2 separate regions of the Homo sapiens genome follow, and region 2 is linked to region 1. The links are chromatin loops, found by intact Hi-C in ENCODE. Cell type or tissue: endothelial cell of umbilical vein. All regions are shown on one strand. Each heading gives the region's core, and the rest is flanking DNA. Links, peaks and the distances in the headings are about the cores only.

Region 1 (5,824 bases), core at 1,707-4,206:
AAATGGGGAAACAGCCGCCCAGAGACGGCAAGCGAGCTGCCCAAGGTCACACAGCGTAGGATGGGTGCTGGGATGCTATGATGCCCTCCACCCACCTCGCTATCCTCAGGGGCCTCCCTGAGATCTCCCAGGCTTCCTGTGCCCAGAGTATCCACGAACCCAGGACCTGGCACAGCCACCAGCCACTCTGCATGGCTGGACCCATCATCTGTGGACCACTGAGCCTTTGGGCTTATCTGGATGATTCTAGCCCCACCCTGGCTGGGCTCAGACTGTCTCCAGGGCCTTGGGGAGAGCGGCTGGCCCAGCATGTGGATGAGCTCAGCCTCCCGCGTCTGGTCCCCAGATGCCCCAGTGAGACCTCCTCTGCCTTCTCAGGCGATCTTCCTCTGATCCCCACCCAGCACGCTTGTCCTCAGGAGACAGAGGTCAGCTCGTGCTTGGCCCGCAGAGCCCAGGCCATGGAGGGCCCAGCCAGGACAGCCAGCGGAGGTTGCCTTGCAAGCCTGGGGGTGGAGCCTCCATGGCTGGCTGCAGAGCCGAGCAGGGAGGAGGCCAATGCTGTGAGTGCAGGGAGGGGCTGGTGATGCCTGCCATGGCATAGATGGGGGCAAGGCTCACTGTGTGGACCACGATGGAGGTGCCCTTGAGTCGCTGTGGCACTTGTCCACCTTAGGGCTTGTTTGCTGGTCTGGATGGGTAGGAGAGCAAGGGGGGCCCTGTCAGTCCAGGGCTCCGCCTGGGCAGCGCTCTACACAGACAGTGCCCAAGGCAGGTGCGGCGTCCACAACAGCGGCGCTTCCTCAGTCCTGCAGAACTGGACACCTCAGCACCCGAGCTGCTGTCACCCAAACCGTCTCACCTGAGCCTCCCAGCAGGTGACGAGCGCAGAGCAGGGGGAGTCAGTCCATCTCTCGGATGAGGCACTGACCCCCAGGGCAAGGTCACAGTCAAGGCAGTCTGGAACCCAAATCTCTCTCAAGCCCAAGTGACAGGCCCCTGCGGAGCCACCTCCCACCAACCCCAGCGGGCTGTGCCGCTCATAGCTCCTCTACGTCCTGGCAGCCTAGAGATCCTGACACCCTAGACGCCCGCCTCCCAGCATTGTCCATCTCTGGCTTTCTGTTTGCTGGGCCTCCGGAGTGCCCTCCATCCACAGGGCATCGGCCCACCTGGGTCCCCTGAAGTGCCTTCCTGTCTCCCCACCTTCCCAGCCCCCACACCCCCCTGCTCACTCCGCCAGGCCTGCAGGACTCCCAGGCTCTGTGTCTCCCTCAGACCCACCCAGGCCCCCCGAGGGCTGACAGCCCCCATCCCCTGCTGGGAAATGAATTCCCCCTCCCCAGCCTTCCTCTTCCTCCCCTTCTCTTTGCCCGGAAAGGCATTCGGCAAGAAAGTGAAAGGAGAGGCTTTCTCTTCTTATTAACCTGGAGTTGTGTTGCGGGCGGCGCCAGAAACTGCAAAACCATCGCTGTCCTCACATGTTTCTCTGGAGACCGAGGGAACCAGAGCCCTCCAGAGCCGCACAGGAAACCCCATTGGGGATTGGACGGCACCCCTGATGAGCTGCTATTCCCCAGGGAGCACTGAGGGGCTGGAGAACCTGGGGAGGCAGGAAGAAGATCACTCTGACTTTGCTGGGAGTGGCGTCTTCACCGTCACAGCCTGGCATCAAGGGGAGCACTTGTCAAAAGTCTGAGAGCATGGGGGTGGGCTCTGCCCGGCTTCCTGCCCGGACCTCCCAGGAAGCGGGGAGCCCAGGAGGAGGGGATGGAAAGTGCAGAATGCCGGCCTCGGGCCCCTGCTCTCCTCTCCCCAGCCTGCCTGTCCCAACAAGGAGGGCTGGTCCACACTCGCACTGGGCCAGCCGGGCCGCGCCAGGCCTGGCACATGCTGGGCACTCAAGAAGTGCCTGCTGCATGAAGGTTGGGTGAGCGCCATCTCCGAGCAATGCTGTGCCTACAGGCCACTCAGGGTGACTCTCTGGACACAGCCCACCCTGACTTCTGCCCCAAATCAAACTGCAGCTGCTGGTACTGCCGACAGCAGGGAAGCCCCTTGGGACCCAGGAGGAGGCCTGGTGGGGATCTGACGCGGCTGAGGCCCAGGCTGAGCTGGAGCCCCGGGTCAGCCCCAGGCACTGCATCACGGGCCACAGCTGGTTGGGGCTCTTCTCTCCACTACCCTGACCCAGCCTCTGGCCCGCCCCTTCCACTGCCCAAAAGGGAAAAGCCACAGTCTGGCTCTGCAGAGGGGAAAGTGCACTTGGTCAGGAGTGTCAGCAAAACCAAAGTCTAAAATGCTGAGCCCCCTGAGCTCAGAACTTAGTGTTCAAAGGCTCACCAAGTCCTGAGGTGTGGCCAGCAGTACGGAGCCAGCTGCAGGGACCCCACCCGAGGCAAAGGCCCAGCCCTGTCCTGGGGAGCTACAAGCCAGGGCAAGCATGGCTGAGGGACATGGGCACAGGTGGTCCCAATTCTCACCTTAGCAGGTGCTGGCCCTGGGGCACCAAAGGACTTCTGGGGGAGATGGTGCCCAGGGTGTGGCTGGCGGTTGATCTGGGGTTACTGGTCCTGTTTTCAGGTCACTGTAGTGGGGTTACATGGAAGCCCCCGGTCACACTCACCTAGAACCCCCATTCTGTTCCTGGGGGACCTGCACATCTGCAGAGGGCTTTCCATGCCTGCCCCACCCAGCTGGCACCCAGGGAGGTGGAAGAAGACAAGGCAGCCTCCCTCCAGTCCCTCAGACTCCGCCGGACCCCAGTGTCAGCAGAGCTGGTCACTGAGTAGTAGTAGTACTAGTACTACATGGGTACAAGGGAGACCCAAAGCCAGGACAGGGACCCCAGGCCACCCCCGACCCCACATCCGCTTGTTCAGCTGGACTGGCCAGGTTCTCCCTTCTCCTTGCCATTTCAATCATCTCAGGGCAATTTCCTTTCTCGTCTGAACTCTGATTCCTCCCCAGATGGCTTCCTCCCTCGTTCCCCCTCTAGCGGGTCTGGGCCAAGCCCCGTGGCTAAGGAACATCACAGGCCGTCGCTAGGAAGGGCACCGCGGCGGGTCGGCCGGAAGGCTCTGGCGGCAGCGCGCGTGCTTGGAAAGGGAAGTCCTCCTGCAGAAAGGCGCGGGCTGGGGCTTGGGGCCTGTCCCACCGAACCAGGCTCAGTGGCCACAACTATGCCATGAGCACATTTTTAGACTGTGAGTCAACTGCTAATAGAGTGATTTTTATAATCACCCCAGAAGGAAGGCTGATTTATAGCTCTTCTCGATGGAGCAGAGTCAGCAGGAGGTGGGTCTGAAATAGACTTGGGGTGGGGGGTGGGGGAAGGATCCCTCCTAGACCAGCCACTGGCCGGCGTGAAACAAGGCAGAGAAGGCTGCACAAACCTCTCGGCCCCTTGTCCACGGGGAGTCTGGGCTCCCTGAGATGAAGAGCAAGACCAAGTTTGCTGTCCTATCAATCAGGACACTGAATTAGATCCCCTAGGGCTGGCTTATATTACTGTCACTTCAGCATTTAGTTACAAGGGAAAATAAATCAATCGCAGAAATCATTGTCTGTGCTTCTATCCTATGCCAAGCCGTATGGATTTTGGGAGATGAAGAAGACCAACCTTTTGTGCAGGAAGGGGGCCACATGCAGGAAAAAGAAAGTTCCAGATGTAAACACATAATGGTCTGTGGGTCTCATCTGAGCCTGTTGAGCTTGAACTCAGTGGAGAGTTGTCCCGTCAGACCAGCCTGTTTGTGTGTCGACGGCTGCGAGGGATGCGCGCACGCCTGGACCGTTCAACCAGCGGCTGACGCGGCGGAGGCTCTGCAGCCTTTGCCCTCTGCCCCCTCCAGGTGGAAGGCCGGCTCCCTCACCTGCGGAGGATGCCAGGTCATGGCAGGGCTTCTGCAGGGCGGCTCCCAGGACCACTGGGGTCTCTACTTGGGAAAAGGGGCCATGGGCAGGGAGCCAAGACCCGAAAACTCAGCGACTCAGCCTTTTGCTTCTCCAGGACGGGGTCCTCCAGCACAGAGGACCCCTTCGATTCCACCCTCACACGCAGTTGACAACCAGCTCTGCCCCGCAGCTGCGGCCCTGGGGAACAGAGCGGCCCCAGCTCTAAACTGAAGGTGGGTGTGACGTCTCCCACACGGAGGATGTAAAGCGGGACAGGTGTGAAGAGGCGGAGAGATGCAGGTGCTGAAGCACCATCCAGTCCAAGGACAGCAAAGAGCCAGTGTCCACCTGGCCCCCTTCCCTCCTGTTCTCACAACACACGTTGCTGGTCAGCCCTCCCTCCTGTCAATTTTGGGCTGCTCCTCAGAGTCCTTCTCAACACAGCCCTCTGGGCCACCACGTGGAATTGGTGAGGATCATTTATGAAACAAGTTCTCCGTTTCTCTACATTATAAATAAAACTGAAACTCAGAGGGGCAAGGACCTGCCTGAGACCACTCAGAGTTGGAGCAAAGCAGACACGTGGCCGCAGTTGTCCAGAACACCCAGGAGAGGGGGCCGAAGGAGGTGTCCGGGGAGGCGGGAACACCTGAATGACACAGTGCCAGATGGGACAGGGGCTGCAGGGGCATCACTAAGGACACATGTGCTTGTTGAGTGAGTGAAGGATAAACATGAAGTCAACAAGACGTGGGGTGGGAGGTGGCACAGGAGCTGAGAAGGTGGAGTGGAAAAACAAACAGAGATGACAATCGACGGCCTGCAATGAAGGTTATTGTCATTAGGAAGCAAGTCTTTTATGATGGTGGGAAAAGAATATGCATTGGCTCGGCACTTGAAATGAATATTCCCATTTTATAACCAGCAAGACCCAAAGAAAGGGGATTGGTCGGAAACACCATAGAGCTGTTCCTCCGGGAGGCCCCCAGGGAAAGCAAGAGGGTCCCAGGCACAGCCACCACTGCCAGGGATGACCTTCAGAGAGAGGCCTCAGCCGCCACCACCCAGCCTCCACCACCCAGCCTTCTCCACCCAGCCTTCTCCACCCAGCCTCCACCACCCAGCCTCCACCACCCAGCCTCCACCACCCAGCCTTCTCCACCCAGCCTCCACCACCCAGCCTTCTCCACCCAGCCTCCACCACCCAGCCTCCACCACCCAGCCGCCACCACCCAGCCGCCACCACCCAGCCGCCACCACCCACCACCCAGCCTCCACCACCCAGCCGCCACCACCCAGCCTCCACCACCCAGCCTTCTCCACCCAGCCTTCTCCACCCAGCCTCCACCACCCAGCCTCCACCACCCAGCCTCCTCCACCCAGCCTCCACCACCCAGCCTTCTCCACCCAGCCTCCACCACCCAGCCTTCGCCACCCAGCCTCCACCACCCAGCCTTCTCCACCCAGCCTCCACCACCCAGCCTTCTCCACCCAGCATCCACCACCCAGCCTCCACCACCCAGCCTTCTCCACCCAGCCTCCACCACCCAGCCTGCAGCTGAAAACAAAACAGGTTGTGCCCTTCAGCAAGGGTGAGAGAGCCCAGTGAAAATGTCACTTTCCCTCAGATGGCTGCCTCGGTGGCTCTGTCTTACTGACTGTGTGTGCCGCATGTTTCTTTTATTTCAGCTGATGTGGGGTAACGGGGCCCTGCCTTCTCCCACAAACCCCCTGCCAGGACTCTGGAGGCAAACTGTCCCCAAAAGAAATGGTATGAGGCACCCTCAGCTCCTCCAGTGACCCATGGCCTGCTCCCTCCACAACATCCCCACCCCCAGCCTCAGGCTGGCACAGAGGGACAACCACGGCTGCGTAGACTCCCAGACGGATGCTCACGATGTTAGGGGCGGCCTGGCCCTGTGCCCAC
Region 2 (5,824 bases), core at 1,856-4,355, 96 kb after region 1:
CCGCCACATGCTGCAGGGAGAAGAGGGAAGGGAGGTCCCCAGCTTGGCCGCAGACTTCTGCTTTCCCAGTTGACACTGACCCACGTTTGACCACGGCAGATCCTGCCCCACAGCCCAGGCCCACCTCCAGTGCACAGCCTTGAGCTCCAGAGCCGCCATCCTGGTCTCCCATAGGGAGGGATGAGGCCTTCGAGGGGTTCAGGGCAGGCTTCTGACTGACCTGTTTATGGCCAGTGTCGCCCAGCGAAGAACTAGCTGGGGGTCACACAGGCCAGGTGGGTGCCTCCCCCACCAGCTGTTGGGTCAGAGACCAGGGCAACCCCTGAGCAAGTTTTCAGGGTGGCTTCTCCTAAATTCAGCAGCACCTGCAAATTCCCAAAAGATGTGCCAATTTCGCCTGGATTTCTGCAGGCTCCGGGAGGATGATGCGCGCCACTCCCTCCATATCCCGCCCCACCTTTCCCTTAAAGAGTTAACAGAGACCTGGAGCCCAGCGTCCCATCACAGCCCAGTCCTTGCCATTCAGCGTCTAGCCTCACCCAGAGCCCTCACCCTGGCAGAAGGCAAAACTCAGGCTCAGAGGACAGGCACTTGCAGGCTGGGACTGGGTCCAGAGTCTGGCTGTCCGGTCCCTGCCTGGAGCTCTCGGCCCATCCAGGCCAGTGGAAAGTCCAGCAAAGAAGTGAAGCAGCCCCCACCAAACCCTCAGCAGGCAGTGGGAGGGGACAGAGAGCTCCCCGGTAAGCAGAGAGCCAGCAGCTACTTTCCATGGAAAAAATGTCTTAAGGTCCCCCCAGAGGCCAGGAGGCCCCAGCCATGACTCAAGTCTCTGCTGCTGAAGAATCGCTCCCGACCAGACAGCCCCTCGGCCCAGGCAGGCTCCACCCCACCCCCAGCTCCCATCACACCAAGGCCCCATTCCAGGCAGGGCCCCAGTGTCAAACCCCAGGGCCCCACCGCAGGCTCCGTGGCCCTCTGCATCTCACCCTGGCCATGGCGGGAGCCATGGGGCCTCGACAAGCACAGGCCCTGCTGCTCAGGCCCGTCTGCAGAGGCCTCAGCGGCCCACCTGCAGAGTGGGAAGGGGGTCTGTGGGGGGGTTCCCCGTGGGCCTTAAAAGTCCACCAGAGGCTTGACCAAGGTGAGCCCAGAGGGAGGGTGCAGGCCTTGGCCCCTGGTAGACTGAGTGCCAGAGGGCAGGGCCTGGGTCTCAGGGCACAGCACCAGTCAGCTGTCAATAAACACCGGTGGATGCGACTCCGAGGCCTCCGGCAGACACGCTCGTCCACACCATGGAACTGGGCTTCCCCTTCAGGCTTCATTTCAAGGCGTTTCTGAGACTACACCTGGAGATGACAGGACACTACACCACAGTCCAGAGACCCTGTCTGTGACGGCCTCAAGGCAGAAGTACTTGCCACGTGGCAGGCAAACCCTTCCTGCCCTGGGGGTCCCCTTGCACTAAAAAGCCTCAGGGGTCTGGGGCAGGTCTGGGAGAGGCTGTGTCCTTCGCCCAGAGGCCTGGGCTCCATCAGGGTGCAGCACTGTCCCTGGGAAGCCCTTGGACTCTTGGGCAGAGAAGCAGCAGAGAGAACCACCCCAGCTCCTGAGATTTCAGGGCAGGCAGGACCCAGCTCAGGATGACCCCAGGGCAGGAGGGACAGAGATAGTGACCAGAAGCTGGGGACACTGTGAGAGACACAGACCCCGGCCCCACCCCACAGGACACAGAGGGACACAGACCCCGGCCCCACCCCACAGGACACAGGGGGACACAGACACTGGCCCCACCCCACAGGACACAGAGGGACACAGACCCCAGCTCCACCCGACAGGACACAGGGGGACACAGACCCCAGCCCCACCACACAGGACACAGGGGGACACAGACCCCGGCCCCACCCCACAGGACCCAGAGGGACACAGACCCCGGCCCACCCCACAGGACACAGATGGACACAGACCCCGGCCCCACCACACAGGACACAGATGGACACAGACCCCGGCTCCACCCGACAGGACACAGGGGGACACAGACACTGGCCCCACCACACAGGACACAGAGGGACACAGACCCCAGCTCCACCAGACAGGACACAGGGGGACACAGACCCCGGCCCCACCACACAGGACACAGAGGGACACAGACCCCAGCCCCAGCTGACAGGACACAGGGGGACACAGACCACGGCCCCACCCCACAGGACATAGAGGGACACAGACCCCAGCTCCACCCAACAGGACACAGAGGTACTCAGACCCCAGCCATACCCTACAGGACACAGGGGGACACAGACCCGGGGTCCACCCCACGGGACATAGAGGGACACAGACCCTCGGCCCACCCCACAGGATGCTGGGACGATGGAGACACCCAGCCGCATGCTACAGGACACTGTGGAAACCGCTGATCCTGGGGCCATTGGAAAGCAGGGAGCCCTGAGGGCCTGGCCATGGCCCCCCTGCCAGCCCGGACCCCCATAGCTCTGCCTTGGAGTGGAAGCTTAGCTCTAGGCAAGGCCGGGCCATTTCTGTCCAGGAGCCTGTGGGGTCAGATGGGGTAGATGCAGGCTGAGCAGGGGAAGGCACAGCTGGAGCTCGGAGGGCGATTGGGGACAACCCAGCATGTCCAAAGTTAGGGACCCCCTCTCCCAGCTACAGCTTCCCTCCTTCTGGGAGAGACCCCTGTTGGTGGGCTGTCGGGCTGGAGCATGGCCGGCAGCTGGCCCGAGCCATGTTTCGTGGGGTGTGTGTCACCACGCAGTCCGCGAGCTTCATAGTTTCCCACTGACGTCACCGCATGGCTAGAATGTGAAGTGACTGCAAACCCTCAGAGGCATAATTGCAGTTGTCTTTGCAAAGTGAAATCAGATGGCTTTTGCAAACCTCCCCCAGCCCTGCCTTCTCCCCGCGGCTCTCCCTTTTTTTTTTATTATGTTCCTTGGGCCACATCCAGATGTTTCCTGCAACTACAACCCTCCAAAAGTTACACAAAGAGAGCGAGAGCGTGCAGCTTCCTGCCTGCAGGGTGGAAGTGGCGACGTGGCAGGGTGGGGGCGGCCACGTCTACAGGGTGGGCGGGGGCGACCACGTCAGCAGCTGGGGCAGCAGGCTCCAGGCAGGTCCCAGCCCCCTGCCTCCTTGTGCCTGGGGTCTGGGCGCTGAGAGACAAGGCCGGAGGGCCACGGTGCATGAGGGACAGCCCCTTCCGGCCGCTGCGGCCCTGGCCCAGCAGTGGGCCGAGTGGAGACCGCGGCCGGGAAGGAGCAGGGCACCTCGGTCAAGATCAGCCTTTGGGTTCGGGCTGCTCCGGGCGCCACTCCCAGCTGCGCTACTTACACGTGTGGCCTGGGAGCCACGTCTCCACCGGAACCTCTGTTTCCACGGCGATAGGGGTGGTTGCTGGGAGCTTTAATTAAAACCAGTCTCTGTCCACTGCTGGCAGCAGGGAGCGCCTCACCTGGACCCAGGCACCTAGGACAGGTGTGGTCTCGGAAGACACAGCAGAGCCCGACACGGAGGGGCTTACAGGGGAAGGGCCTTGAAGGAGGCCCAGGGTTTCCTGAGGCACAGGCAGGGAAGGGGGGCCGAGGCGAGGAAGCGGCTTTATCAGAGGCCTGGCAGCTGGGCACAAACGCCGTGGGGGCCCAAGGCGTCCCTGAGAGAGACGCACGTGAGGGTCTCTGGAGAAGGAGGTCCGCCATTTCCAGGGAAAGGGGACACCTGTAGGTTTCCCCTGCGGCATCCCTCTGTCCTGTCTGCCTCCCTCGCCCAGAGGATTCCCAACTGTAGGGGGCAGGCAGGGCTGGCTCACGCCTGACCTCAGTCCACAGCCTGTCCCTCTCTGACCTAGGCCATCCCTGGGTGTAGGCACAGTCCCTGGTGGGCAGAGCTGGGAACGTGGACAGGTGGAGACAGGTGTCAAGGCCAGGCAAAGGCTCAGCAAAATGTCTAGAGGGGGTAAAATGGCCCCCGAACCTTCCAAGGGCTGTTTCAGAAATAGGACTTGAAAGTTCGTAGTCAACCCAGGCTGACACCTCCTCATCACCTGCCTTCAGAACCCATCCATGGAAATGCTGACACTGCAGTTCAGGGTCCCCAAACCACCCTCAGGCTCAGGGACGTGCTGGACTGGCTCACAGAACTCAGCCAGGCAGCGATACCCGAGGTCAGGGTTTAGCGCCGTGAAAGGACATAGCCTCGAACCAGCAAACTGGGCATCTCTAGAGGGCAGGGTTTAGGGGAGACCAGACTCCAGCACCCAGGGGTCTTCTCTCAGTAGAGTCGGGCAGACGATGCTCAATTCTCCCAGAATGGTGTGCACCAGCCAGGGGGGCCCAGCCACGCCTCGGGGCTCAGGGTTCCTACTGGGGGTCCATCGCAAAGACATGCCTCACTGCCCGTGTGCTTGGCCTTGGTCTCATCCCCAGGATGATGAGCCGATACAGCACAGCCCAAGGTCCCACTGTAAATGACATCATTAGCGCGGTCACTAGGGTGGCCCAAGACCCCCAAGCAAACACAGACACTTATCACGCAGTATATTTCAAGTGGCTAGAGGTCAGAGGTCACCTCCCAGGAGCTAGGCCAGAGCCAGACCTTTCTTTGGAATGTGCAGGGTGTGGACAACTCAGGCCTGCTGAGTTAACCCTTTCCTGCACAGTGACCAGAACCCACCAGCACCCCACTGGGAGGTGATCAGCTTGAATGAGTCCCGACTGAGGCAGGAGAGGGGAGGAGGCGGAGAAAACCACAGACAAAATTACAGTCCAGTGGGAGCCAGGGCAGCTGGCGTCACCTCCATTTTACAGATGATGTGGGATGGAGGCAGGAAGAGGGGTTATGACGTGCCCAGGTCACAGAGCCAGCCTGGGATGGTGCCAGAACCCCACCCTGATCTCATGCAGCTTGCTCCTGTCACCCCTGGCCCCGCCTCTTCAGCAGTGGAGGAGACAAATGGGGCCTGGCCCATGCCTTGACGGGGGCCCTAGAACTGGGGGCCTGGTGGTGGCTGCCTCCTGGGAAGTATCGGCGTCTCTCTTGAACTAAGGTGGAGCTTGGGTTTTGAGAGCAAGCGCTCTTTGCAGTGGCCACGTGCTGGGCCCTGCTCAAACCTCTTCGGACTCCCAGAAAGAATGAGGTCGGGCCCTTTCCACCCTGAAATGTGCAGCAAGCATCTGAGAAAGGGGAGGGCAGTGCTAAACCCTCAGGACGGAGCCCAGCGGCTGTGATCCCGGGCAGCAGGGAGGCAGTGTTAGGGGAGGGGGAGGCCTCCTTGCTGCCCCCACCAAATCACACGGACCATAGGGTGTGGATTCCAGAACAACTCCCTCTTTCCACAAAAGGGAAAGCCGAGACCTCGAGTGAGCAGAAAGGATGAGCCTGTGGTCACACGGAGCTTGTCCCAGGCCGGCCGCTCCCATGCTGCTGCTCCCATGCCGCCGCTCCCAGGCTGCCCATCCAGCTAAGGATGTCCCTGACACGGGTTCCTTTGGATTCTTCATAGAAACATTTTGGAAGATTCATGTCTAAGGGTTTTAATGAAAATGGCAGCTTTCCAGGCTGGTCTTGGATAGCAATCGTGAGCAGCCCCGCCGGCCAGTGCTCACCTGGGGCCCCAACCACTCGGGAGGGGGAGGGGGCATGTTGAGTCAGCAGCAAGAGAGATTGCAGTTAGACCTAAGAAAGTCCACCCAAGTGAGAGCCAGATGGCCATGCCTGGTTATAGACAAGTTTCAGGAGCCCCTCCACAGCCCCCCACCCCAGCACTTCCTCCTATAACATGCAGGTACAGGGCCTGGAAGTTCACAGGCACACGCACAGT

Evidence for each region. Peaks named below come from ENCODE experiments on the same cell type or tissue, not always from the same donor. Only the 100,000 strongest peaks of a DNase experiment are listed, where the experiment ranks them.
Region 2: a loop joins it to region 1, with 11 times the contacts of the local background. A loop is called at or near these places in 7 of 110 quality-filtered maps.

Annotation. Positions count from the first base shown.
Region 1 is chr9:134,549,501-134,555,324 of GRCh38, reverse strand. No RefSeq gene overlaps it. Among named protein-coding and RNA genes, the nearest start is that of COL5A1, 89 kb to the left of the region's middle. RefSeq lists enhancers at 1-510, 1,374-1,894, 1,895-2,416. In endothelial cell of umbilical vein, for the core only: no CTCF peak of the experiment used is centred there; a DNase peak (open chromatin) is centred at 3,104; H3K27ac peaks cover 1,908 bases.
Region 2 is chr9:134,453,595-134,459,418 of GRCh38, reverse strand. The region is part of intron 1 of LOC105376311 (a long non-coding RNA gene); the gene reads right to left. Among named protein-coding and RNA genes, the nearest start is that of MIR4669, 77 kb to the right of the region's middle. RefSeq lists enhancers at 2,017-2,953, 2,954-3,891, 4,235-5,070. In endothelial cell of umbilical vein, for the core only: no CTCF peak of the experiment used is centred there; a DNase peak (open chromatin) is centred at 2,978; H3K4me3 peaks cover 628 bases; H3K27ac peaks cover 2,208 bases.